3 separate regions of the Mus musculus genome follow, and regions 1 and 3 are each linked to region 2. Evidence: chromatin contacts called from ENCODE POLR2A ChIA-PET data. All regions are on one chromosome and are shown on one strand. The core of a region is the stretch at or near the end of the contact, and the rest is flanking DNA. Distances in the headings are between cores, read along the strand shown.

What was found. ChIA-PET counts read pairs that join two places held with the same protein, here RNA polymerase II (POLR2A).
Region 1: POLR2A ChIA-PET joins it to region 2 with 14 read pairs in Patski. The contact joins the promoter of Zscan2 here to the promoter of Sec11a in region 2. POLR2A ChIA-PET finds 5 or more read pairs at or near these places in 4 of 5 experiments (Patski and embryonic stem cell).
Region 3: POLR2A ChIA-PET joins it to region 2 with 18 read pairs in embryonic stem cell. The contact joins the promoter of Alpk3 here to the promoter of Sec11a in region 2. POLR2A ChIA-PET finds 5 or more read pairs at or near these places in 4 of 5 experiments (Patski and embryonic stem cell).

The regions. Positions count from the first base shown.
Region 1 is chr7:80,859,340-80,863,282 of GRCm38, forward strand. Zscan2 (zinc finger and SCAN domain containing 2) reads left to right here and starts at 1,592. Exons shown (of 3, transcript NM_001382511.1): 1 at 1,592-1,738; 2 at 3,826-3,943. The coding sequence starts at 3,930.
Region 2 is chr7:80,945,407-80,949,614 of GRCm38, forward strand. It overlaps Sec11a (SEC11 homolog A, signal peptidase complex subunit), which reads right to left and starts at 2,144. Exons shown (of 6, transcript NM_019951.1): 1 at 1,996-2,144. The coding sequence starts at 2,046.
Region 3 is chr7:81,056,216-81,060,058 of GRCm38, forward strand. Alpk3 (alpha-kinase 3) reads left to right here and starts at 1,385. Exons shown (of 14, transcript NM_054085.2): 1 at 1,385-1,557. The coding sequence starts at 1,415.

The DNA.
Region 1 (3,943 bases), core at 342-2,841, 87 kb before region 2:
AGGTGCATTTTATCGTAGACCACGGAGGATATTGTTTATCACTTCTCCCTTAGATTTCCTACCTGAGTGTCCAGGTAGTTACTCTCTTGTTTTTATTTAGTATGGATCCCATGGAACCAGGCCCACAAACTGTTGTGAGCTGTAATGTAGGTGTTGGGGTCTTCTGCAAGAGCAGCAAGTGCTCTTAACTCTTACGCGCGCTCAACTGGCCAGGAAGAACGACGCTGCAACAGGATCCTTCTGCACACGTTTATTGGGAGAGCTTGATTGTAGAGGCGAAAAGACCCTGAGCCCAGAACTGGTGCTGCTTACATAGGCCTAGGAGAGGTGTGTCTCACATCTGATTGGTTAACTTGTCTTGGCAAAAGAACCTTCACTGCCTATGTATGTGTAGTGGCCAGCAGTAGCCAACTGCCACTCTGCAACTGCCACTCTGCAACTGCCACTCTGCAACGGCTTCCCACACTTAACCACTGAACCATCTCTCCAGCCCCCAAGTCAAGGGTTTTAACTAGAGCGAGTAAGGGAGTAAAAGTTTGTATGCTCTTTGGGAAGAGAGCAATCCGTACAGAGTAGGAATGGCTGTGTCGGGGACAGAAGTGGGTTTAGATTTATCCTTTATCTGTTATCCTCTCCCTGTCCCTCCATTAAGGCGGGCACTAAAACAAAGTGGCACACTTTTCTTGGAAGCTCATTTCACCCAGTCTTGGGGCTTAAGTGCCCTCAAAGCTGAAAAGTTCACTTGGTGAAGGGGTAGCAGGCACTCCATGCATACTCTTATCTAGAGATACCCTGAAGCCAGTTGAAGCTGAGCCAACTAGTAGACCACTACCATCTATTGCTGTTCTTTACATCCTGTTTTGGGGACCTTGAGATGACCCATCTGGAAGGACCACTATTGTCCTTTGTGTCCTGTTTTAGGGTGCCTGGGTGGTCATTCCCTCCCAGAGCTAACCTCTTGCCTAACTGTAGGGCAGGTTCCAAGGAGCCGACTATAGACTAGGACTTACAAAGCAGAAAGAGCGGGGCGGGGCTTTCGTGAAGACGCAAGAATACCACGTGTGAAAACAAAGGGGAGTGCAACCCCGGAGTGCAAATGCCTGTGCGTAGCTGCAAATTTCCAGGAGAGGTGCGAACTTGGGCCAAGAGGAACTTTGATTGCGCAGATTTCTTCTCTGCTTAGAGTCAGCTTTTGGCTCTCGAGGGCTCATTTGCCACTCAATTCTCAGCTGAAAAAGACTGATACATTCACCCAGCTTTCATTTTTTATAGATAAATACACGCGAGCTTTAGAGAATTGGCACTATCTGTCTCAGGTGAAAGCTTTGGGCAGTACTAGAAGACAGACAGCTAGTCCTGGGTCGTCCTCTGCCTCTGATCCGGAGGCATTACTTACGGCTATCAAACCCTCTGTTCGCTCAGGTACAAACCACCCCCCCCCCCGTCTCTGGGTAAACTACATTTCCCGCAATGCATCGGGTGGAACTTCCCTCCCAACGCCCATCTGGACGCAGTTTTCACCAATAGTGGAGCAGAATTTCAGGAACTGTTGTGGACAGCCAATGAGAGTGGCCATGGGCGGGCCTCTCCCGTCCATTGTTCTCTGTGCCCCTTGGGCTTGAGCTGAGGTGAATCCAGAGGGGCCGGGCCGGGCCGGGCCAGACCGTGGGGTGCTTTTGCGCTCAGAGAGATAGCGGGAACAGGACCTGGTCCCTGGAGAGGCGAGCGGGAGAGGCAGGTCAGGAGCCGCGCGCCCCGCGGGGAACAGCCAGAGAGACAGCGAGTAACGGGCCTGGAGCCAGCTCAGGGCAGTTTGGGGGAGGGGCGTCGGTGTCCGCGCCCGACGGGCTGGACGCGCAGCTCTGCGTCCTGGTTCTTCGGAGCCCTCGAGGCTCCGCTCACACCAGAGCGCTGGGTACGCGCAGCCTAGGAACGCAGGCTTTACACTGGGAAGGGATGCTCGACGACATCCCACCGAGCCGCCTCCTTGACCAGGTGGGGAAACTGAGGTTCTGAGGGGGCGTGTCGGAGCCAGGCTTAGCTAATAAGCTGTCTAGGTTCAGTGTTCCCGGGATGTCCAGGAAGAATTACGATGTATTTGTGTTTCACGTAGTCATTTTGGACAAATTGACATTGGGAGCTTCAGTTTTCTTTCTGTTGTTGCTGTTCTGTTTTAACTTTTGCTATTTTCATGGGGGAGGGCATGTTATCTGATTCTATGGTGTAATGATTTTTTAAAAATAAATATTCATTGCTTTCATAATACTTAAATAGTTTTTAATTCCACTGCTTTGAATATTTTGTAGAGCTACTACTCAGATCTAGGTGTGTGTCCCCCACACCCCCACCCCCCGCAATGATCCCCATGTGTGTTCATTTAAAAAGGAATTGGGCAGGCAGTAATCTCAGCACTCAGGAAGCAGGACAGGCAGGTCAGGAGTTCGAGGCCAGCGTGGGCTACATAATGAGATCTTGCTTCAGAAGCAAAAAAATAAACAGAAATGTCTGTACTGAACATGTAGGAGCGTTCTCGTTATTATTCCCAAACAGTACAGCATACCAACTGTTTACATATTATTTACACTTAAGTATATGTTGTCTAGAGATGATTGAAGGTATTTGGTACACCATTTTATATAGGGGCCTTGAGGAGTCCTGGATTCTGGGATCTGGGAGATTATCTGAGGGCAACCTCCTTTGAAATATAGCACTAATGACTTGTAGTGAAGCTGGGGGCACCTTGACATGCGATCCATTAGTAATCACTATGATGTTCCATATGATAAGGATGAGTGTTATCTATTCATTAAGTGGTCACTGAGGTTGAATGACTAACCTCTTTGTTAGGTCACAGTCTCTGAAGGGAGTCTGAACTGACTTAGGGTAGGATATGTCAGTTCTGTTTCTCTCAGCCCAGATCACTGCATCCCACTACTCTTCCTTTGGTCTTCTGAAAAGAGCAATGCTGTGTATGTGTGTGGTAGTTATTATTATTATTATTATTATTATTATTATTATTATTATTATTGGGTTGCTATATCCCCTTGTTGTCTTTAAATATCTACTAGGTGTTTCTACCCCACTTCAGACCATATTGTTCCCAGATAAAAGACACAGAAACCTGTAGATTCATAATAAGCTTAAAAGCATTAAAGTTGGGCTATTTTGTCTACCTCCCAAGGTATCACTTGCCATGCTCTGCCTGGGCCGCTTCTACTCCATCAGGCCAGCCCCTATAGCCATGGGCTCATGAACTACCTCCCCCATGGCCACTTCCTTCTTTCTTTTTCTCTCTTCATGGTCTCTACCTCAGATCCCAAGCCTGGGAACCTTTGCTCCACCCCCTGCCTTCTGCCCAGTCATCTCTATTGGCTGGGATAAGTTGGGGGGTGGGGCAAGGTTTACAGAGCATCATTTGGTGTATATGAGACCTTCTAGTTGCGTGCAACCAGATCTTGGGGGCCAGTATTTAGCATTTGAATAGTGATATCAGACCAATGTTGTGTGTGTGTGATATTTCTTCTTTTTTGGGGGGGGGGTGGGTGTTTCAAGACAGGGTTTCTCTGTATAGCCCTGGCTGTCCTGGAACTCACTTTGTAGACCAGGCTGGCCTTGAACTCAGAAATCCGCCTGCCTCTGCCTCCCGAGTGCTGGGATTAAAGGTGTGCGCCACCACGATGGGCTGTCATATTCCTTTTGCCATAGAGAGTCACTGCTTTTAGAAGTAAGGCAACAAGCCTCTGTTGGTTTTAAATATGCGGAGGCTGCTATGAGATGGCTGTAGCAGTTTCCTTAGTGATTCTGGTTCTCTGCCTTGTTTCTCAGCAGTGTTTCTTGTTGAGATTGGAGGAAAGACGGCCTTCTCAGAGAGCCTGACTGGAGACAGGTGTTAGGCTTGAAGCCTTCGTGACCATCCAGGAAGTTGGACAATGGCAGCCGAAGT
Region 2 (4,208 bases), core at 894-3,393:
CATACCCATATTCACACACACTCAATAATAACAAAAAATAAGTAAAGGGCAGGAGACACAGCTTGGCAGTTGAGAGCACTTGCTCCTCTTGCAAAAGATCTAGCTTTGGTTTTCAGTGTCCACATGGCGGCTCACAACTGTGAGGCCAGCTCCACAGGGCCCAGTGCCGCCTTCTGGCCTCACCCGCAGCAGACACACACATGGTGAACATGCACACTTCTTAAAAGTAAAGAATTTTAAAAACAAGGGTTACAGGTATAATTTACTGGAAGAGCACATGCTTAGAAACTGAAAGACCAGGTTGGGGTTGGGGAGGTAGTTGGCTGCATATGCTTTTAAATTCTAGCACTCGGGAGGCAGAGACAGGCAGAGTGCCAGGCTGGCCTGGTCTACAGAATAAGTTCAAGAACAGGACGAGAAACCCTGTCTCAAAACAAACAAAGAACATGAAAGGCCCTGAGTATGATCACCAGCAATACACATACACAAAATTTCTGGGAATGGAATAAGAGAGGATGGTGTCACCAATATGCCTTCAATCCCAGTATTTGGGAGGCAGAGGCAGAGAGAGGCTGAGGCAGAGGCAGGTGGATCTCTGATTTCCAAACCAGCCTCATCTACATGTGAGGCCTTATCTAAAAAAAAAAAAAAAAAAAGGAGGAGAAGGAGGAGGAGGAGGAGGAGAAAGAAAGGAAGGAAGGAAGAAAAGGTCTTTCCAGATGGAGGATACATGTGCTCAGTGACAGATCACTTGCCTAGTGCTAGGAATGATTTTCAGCACATTTGAAAAACAATCAAACAAACTTAAAAAAGAAAATACGGTTATTTACCCTGACTCAAGATGCGAAGGCAGGAGTCCAGCTCAAAGCCAGCTTGGGCTACACGGTGAGTTCCAGGCAACAGGGCAGAGTCATACCAGCCAGTGATGCCATGTTGTGACATATATCTATAAATCTACCTCTCATGAGGCTGAGGCAGGAGGACTACATAGCAAGACTCTGTCTCGAAATAAAGTAATAAAAATAAGGTCTTTCAAAACTAGAAGCGCGGTTCTGGTAGCCTGTGATGAATGCAAGGCCCTGGTATTGATCCCCATCACCGAAATAGGAGTCCATACAGAAGACAGTTAAGTGACAGCTACTCCTTAAAGCTGTTCTGACTGGAATGTCTCACAATTTTGTATGTATGTCTAAGAAGAGACGGACCTACTTTTCTATGTAATAATTATAAACAGGGCAAAACAAAGTCCTGTTCCAAAATAAACCAAATCTTTAAATGAGACAATTCTTAATACCAAAATACGAGGGGGGTAGGGAGGCAGGGAAAAGGTCAATTGCTACCAGAACATTCGGTTCAGGAGACAAAAAGGTGACCGTGTTCTCAGTACCTTCTAACACATGAGCTAGAAGACAGCAAGACTGAAGGATAAAATCTGATTTAAGTTTCAAGATTTCTGTTCCACTGACATCTATCATCAAAGATTCAGTGGACTGTCACCTTTCTGCCAAGGAAACTGGCACACAAGTGGTATAACAGATTCAACTCCGAGCTTAGAGTGACCCTAGTTAAAATGGATGAAGCTCACTGAGGTCTAGCTGGGCTGAAAGGTGGCTACACAATGAAAGCAACACAACGGCTCCTGTGGGACCTGTAATGGCTTTCCCCAGAGCCCCACCAGAAACGGTTAAGTCTGCCGCTTTACAGTGTCCCAAACTCCCACTTACAAAGCGCCCTATAGTTTTCACTTACTCCCCTGCCTCCTCGGGGGGAAGGGATCGCAAAGGTTCTCTCCTTCCCTCTCGGTCCCCCGAATCTGGTGCTATGAATGGGGGCAAAGAGGTCTTGGCTACCTACAGTCTGCAAAGAAAGAAATGATCCATACAGGCAACCGACCCACGCAGGCCCTCAATCCCGCCCAGAGATCCGCGGGGCGCCCCGCAACGGCAAAGAGACCAGAGGAACCCTGGCAGAGAGAGAGAGGGCGGCCCGTCTCACCTGCCTCTTGTTCATCCGCCGCACATCGTCTAGAAAGTCTAGAGACAGCATGGTGAGATGGAGAGCGCGACAACTAGCAGCCAAGAGGGCGCGATAGAACCACCAAGAGGGACCGCTGCAACACGGGCCGGGCTCACCGTGGACAGAACCCCCTGATGCCTGCACTTCCGCTTCCGGGGCGGGAGCAGGCGAAGCTCCTCCCTTCTGAGCAGAGAATGGACAAAGAATGACTTGTGAGCCCCCTAGAACAGCCCAGGGCCTGGCCTTGTCAAAAAAGGACCGTAGCCTTCTCCGGCCGAGAACCGGCTGAAGGCTGCTTTCTGTGCTCAGCCCGCGCGGCGGCTCCCGAAGACAGTGACCCTAGGTTAGCTAAGCCCACAGCGTGCGGAAGGCGGGCCCTTGGACAGGCCTGGCCAATCGGAAGCCGAGTCTGCGCCAGCGCGAAGTCGGTGTCTTCCTGCGTGCTGCTGGGGCACGGGTGTGGCTCGGGACGTGGTGCCTTGCTGTTTGTTCTCAGGTGGAGCACGCTGCGGTTCGCTACCGGAAGCTGTGTGTGTCTTTTAAAGCATTGTATACACACACACACACACACACACACACACACACACACACACACACACACGCCAATTGATCACAAGATGCCTTAGTGTCATGAGGGCACTGGTGGTGCAGGTGGCCAGGAAGACCCGTCTCAGTTTTGACCTTTACCAACAGTGATTTGCTTTGTCTCCTGACACTTGGATGTGAGCCATTTATTTGACCCGCAAATTTTCACAGGGGCGGGGATTAGAAGTGACATCATTGCCATGGGGTTTCTTTTGGTGGGTGATAGATGTACAACTCCATGTATATACTAAAACCATTGAATTGTGCGCCTTAGTGGACTGTATGGTATGTGAATTATAGCACAATAAAGTAGGTGTGAGAATGGAAAGGAAACCGCTGATGTCTTGTTCACTGTTAAATTCCCAGTGGTGGCCGCACAGCTGGCATGTATAAGGCACAAAATCAGTACTTGAATTTAAAGAGAGGAAAGAGAGAAAGACTATCTTCAACTATTAGTAGAAACCTTACATTTACTGAGATGGGATAGGAAATGTTTAGAATTTCCAAGTTAGAAAGTTTTATAAAAGAAAATACATAGAAACCCCCATGGGGTGCCCCATAGGTATCCCAGCTTCCGTGACAGTACCAGATATGTGTATCAGAATGACTTCTTCATTAATAACTGTTGATGTGGTTCTCGATCTAAATTCTGGCTAGTAGAAACCTTCACATAAGCTTGTCAGTGTTAAATTCAACCTAAGTTCAAATTAAGTGGGAATGAGCTTTGACCCTGTATTTTGTGCCTTGAAGAGCCCCAAGAGCAGCTCAAAATCCTGTGGGTCCAAAAAAGGTGAATAAGCTATTTAGTTGGGAAGCTTTAAAAGCATCTCGTACAAGTGGGTGATGGGGGGAAGACAGGTAGATCTCTGCAAGTTCGAGGCCAGCCTGGTCTAAATAGTGAATTCCAGGACAGCCAGAGATTCATAATAGAGAGATGCTACCAAAAAAAAAAAAAAAAAAAAAAAAAGCTGGGCATAGTAGCATAGATTTGTAATGTCAGTGCTGGGAGGCAGAGACAGACAGATCCCTGGCACTGGCTGCTCTTCCAGAGAACTCCAGTACAATTCCTAGCACCCATTTTTAGTAGCTAACCTGTAACTCCAGCTCCAAGGGATCTGGCACCCTCTTCTGGACTCTATGGACACATATTCATATGCACACACCCATGCCCAGGCACACACACAAAAACATAATTTTAAAATTGCAAAAATAAAATCTCTAAATTTTTCTAATAAGTAAACAACAGCTGAGTCACAATACCAGAAGTTGTCCTCTGGCCTCCACAGGCATGCGAACACACACATGCACGAGAGTGTGCATCCATGCACACACACATACACACATGCACTTACACACAAACCATTTAGGTTGTTGCTAGAACAGATGGTACATGCCTGTGATCCCAGCACTTGGAAACTTTAAGCCCTCCTGGGTTTTTGTGGGGTTTTTTTGGATTGTTTTGTGTTTGTTTCTGTCCAGTTCCAGCTGACTTGGAATGTACTCTGTAGGCCAGACTGATCTCAAACTCACAAGAAGCCTCTAGCTTTAGCTTCCTGAGGGCTGGGATCACAACTGGCCAAAATGTATTTTCTTTTTTTCAGATTGTA
Region 3 (3,843 bases), core at 135-2,634, 110 kb after region 2:
GTACTGAAGCTAGAGGGATCTTAAGGCATGCATCTTCAGAAGACTCAAGAACAAAGATGAATGGGGGCGTGTGCTCACAACACAACTCCTCCACCCGAGGCTCAGGGATCATTGTTGAAGAGAAAGGGGGAAGACTGTAGAAACAAGAAGTTTCGGTAACAGTGTATCTCCTAGAAATGTCAGAAATTATATACATGAAGTCTCACCAACACCTAGACATGCTGCCTAAACATGACCTGATGAGGGATGATACAAGTAACCGTGCTGTCATGGAACAGGGAAAGTTCACAGGGCCTCAAACCTAAACAAATAACTATAGGCAATTAAGGAATGCTGAGAGCCAGAGAAACAGTCTTCCCCAAGGGGAAGCAGACCAACTGGTTATCCAGTACCAAACGGTCAGCCTGAAGATATACACACACGTAACATTATACAGACTGGGCAGGTTGTGTGTGTGTGTGTGTGTGGTGTAACAACAATTAAAGAAATATTTGTAACAAGAATTAAAGAAAAAGAGGCCATGAAATTGAAATAGAGTGAGCAGGAGAGCAAAGGAGAGCTTAGAGGCAGGAAAGAAAAGAAAATATAGGGAATGCATTTTTTTTTTAAAGAGTGTTTTGGTAAGTCAGGAATGAAGGCACACACCTGTAGTCTCAGCAATTGCCTTGAAGCCAGGACTGAGAGAGAGAATAAACAAATATTTCGGTGAAGACCTTTGATTGGCCCAGGTTAGGTCTGTGGTCAGGGACAGATAAACCCACTGTGGTCACTCCCAAAAACTAAGCGCCAGGTTTAAGCTGTGCTTAGCAGCTTGCTCTGGGAACGGTGAAGGATAGAATCGTTTTTCTAAGCATTAGGACTTGGCCCATTTTCTGACCTTAGGAAATGGAGCCTGAAGGGATGGAAGAGGTTGGATTATTCTAGAAGCCTTTGATGAACCACTAATCTATGCTAGATACTGCTAAGGGTTTGGGGGAGACACACAATGTATACCCAGGAATCTTGGGCTCCTTTGGATAGAGGGAGGTCACTGATAGAGGTGACAGAGTATGTCTTAAGTAGTGGCCCACAGACCACTGGCTGGTGGCTGTCAGTGTGGCCCCTTTCAGGATCTATCTTAAGCTCTCCTCCCCTAGGAACTCTTCTCTACCCTCGTTCTACTTGTTTCTCTAAAAACTGAAAGAAAGCCAGAAGAAAGTTGTGAGGAGGCTGGGGTTCTAAGGACCCTTTCTTTCTGTCTCTGGGTCGGCATTCACGGAGTTTCTCTGCAGGCCTCCCTGGCTCCCGGGTTAGGCTGAGTAGCTGCCTAAACCGGGGGAGGGACAGCAGCAGGTGACAGCAGCCCCGGGTTATAAATAGGGGCGCGCGTCAGAGTCGGGCAGGAGCCGGGGCTGGAGGCAGGGGCTGCGGTGCCATGGGGTCGCGGAGGGCCGCGGGCCGGGGCTGGGGCCTGGGTGGTCGAGCAGGAGCTGGTGGAGATAGCGAGGACGACGGGCCGGTGTGGACGCCCGGCCCAGCCAGTCGCAGCTACTTGCTTAGCGTGCGGCCAGAGGCTAGGTGAGTCGCCCAGGGCCCTGGGTTGCCCCAGGCTGCTCTGTCCTTTGGGTGGTGGCCGGGTGTGGCCAGGCTCTCAAAAGCACTCTGAAATCTGGAGGCCTGGGTAAAACCGGGGCCCTCAAACTTTCTCAACCCTAAGGCCCTGAGGACCCTCTTGGTACCCTTTTGGTCCCTTGAGGGCCCCAGGGTTTCAAATGTGTGGCCCAAGAGGGGAAAGGCCATAGTTTGGAGTGATTTTACAGGGGCCCTTTCCTTATCTCCCTCGCCCACACCAAGCTAACCCCAGGGCTGAATTCCACAGTTAGTGATAAGGGGATCCAGAGTGGCTGAAATTCCTCAGGCTTCAAAGGAGGGGACTGCTGGTTGATGGGTGTGGGGGGAGCCATTAGAGGCTGTTTAGCTTAGAGTCCGAGATCGGCCTTGTGATAACTGAAGTTCCTCCCCTGGGCCTAGGGCTTTGGCCTTCCTGCACTGTGTTGTGTCTGGTTGAGAGGAAGGTGCCAGGAGGTGGCTGTTTGTTGGCCTTGTCTGGGGATCTAGGGAGGATCTGTGGCTTGAAGCTCAGAAGGAGTCAATTGCCCTGCCCAGTGGGACCCAGTAGGGGTTGAACTGGCACAGGAGGGGTGGGACTGGTGAACCCTTTATTGGCCTTGCAGAAAGAGACATTGGAAGGCTTTGTTTTAGGAGCTAGGTTATCCCTAGTTGCAAAGGATACACAGACACTAGGCAAGCCTTGCAAAAGACACTCTAAGAACAAGATGCAGACACCCAAGAACAAGTGCATCGCCCTGGAGACACGGAGACAGGAACTTCCTGCCCCTTGTGGGCAGCTCAGCTTCCCTCTGCTCCTGAGCCCATTTTCCAAAAGGAAATGTAACAGGGTGGGCCTTGGAGTAGGCTGTTACTTCTTAGCACCAAAATTTAGCTTGCGTAACTTGCTTCTCTGAGACACTATTTACAGACTTCTGCTCTCCGCTCAGAGAGAGAGAGAGAGAGAGAGAGAGAGAGAATAAATACATACAGGCTCGAAGGACAGTCAGGAAAAGAAGCCCTGGGCACTTCCTGGATCGTCAGAGTCCTATTGACCTTGGAGTTGGAAAAGTTCAAATGTAACCGGAACCTGTTTCTGCATAAAACTCGGCAAATGGTGTCACGTGTTTGGGGTAGGACTGAGGGCCGGTACTGTGACTAAGTCAAACTCACCCAGGCTCCTGGGTTGCTGGGGGTTGTGGTAGGGCACCATTTCCCCAGTTGTTGGCTCTGTGGAATGCTGCAAGGAAATGTGGACATTTATTGTGCTCCTTAGTGAAGCAGCCTGCCCTGTGAGAGCCTCGTGCTTCTCACTTGTCACTGTGACTTATCGCTTATCTCACTAGGCTAAGTGATTTATCTGGGTATCACTTCTTTCTGCATCTGGCCTTTGTCAATAGCAGTGAACAAAGAGAAGAAAAGGAAGCAGGATTCTTCTTGGAGATGTTGCAGTGGAGGAAGGGAAGAAAGGATGCTTTGAAAGCCAGGCAGAGGGGAGTGAGTTCGGAGCTGTTAGGAACAAGGCTGGAGGCTTGGACCTGGGGATGTTTCCTGGATGAGCTTGTGTTAGACATTTTTATAGTGTATCAGCCAGAGGGCGGGAAGTGAGAAAAGTTTGTCTGGCTTGAGTCCTTGGACCTTAGTGGGGATGCTGTAAGACGACTATTCTTGTTGGGTATCCGAAGGCTCCGGGTAGGAGCAGTGGGAAAGGATTTTCTAGCCCTGGACTTGGGACAGTTTCCCCTGTACTCTTCCACCCCCTGCCAACTGGCTACAGACCCAAACGGGTCCTGACCAGAGCAGCCAGGTTTGCTTGGCTTCTGGAAGAGCCTATGGCCAAAAAGGGATTGTGAAGTGGGCTGAGCTCAGGCTGGGGGAGGGACAGTTCCCAGCACTATGGAAAGGTCTGACTTATGTTGGAGGATGGGTTGCACAGTCTGCTGCCCCTCAAATGACTGACTTCCTGTGGAGGTGAATGGAGCCCAAGAAACAAAGAAGGGGTCCTTTGAGGACTTTACTAGCTCTGTCCAGCTCCAGCCCAGGGTCTTGGCTGCGAAGCAAGTTCTGCCCTCCATTTTGAATTCAACATCTTTTGGGTCTGCCTTTTTTGTAGATCTCCTGCAGAGCTCTTTTTGGTTTTTGTTGCTGCTGCTGTTGTTTGTTTGTTTGTTTGTTCTGAGGGACAGGGTTAATCTGTGTAGCTCGGGCTGTCCTGGAGCTCATTCTGTAGACTAGGCTGGCCTCGAACTCAGAGAC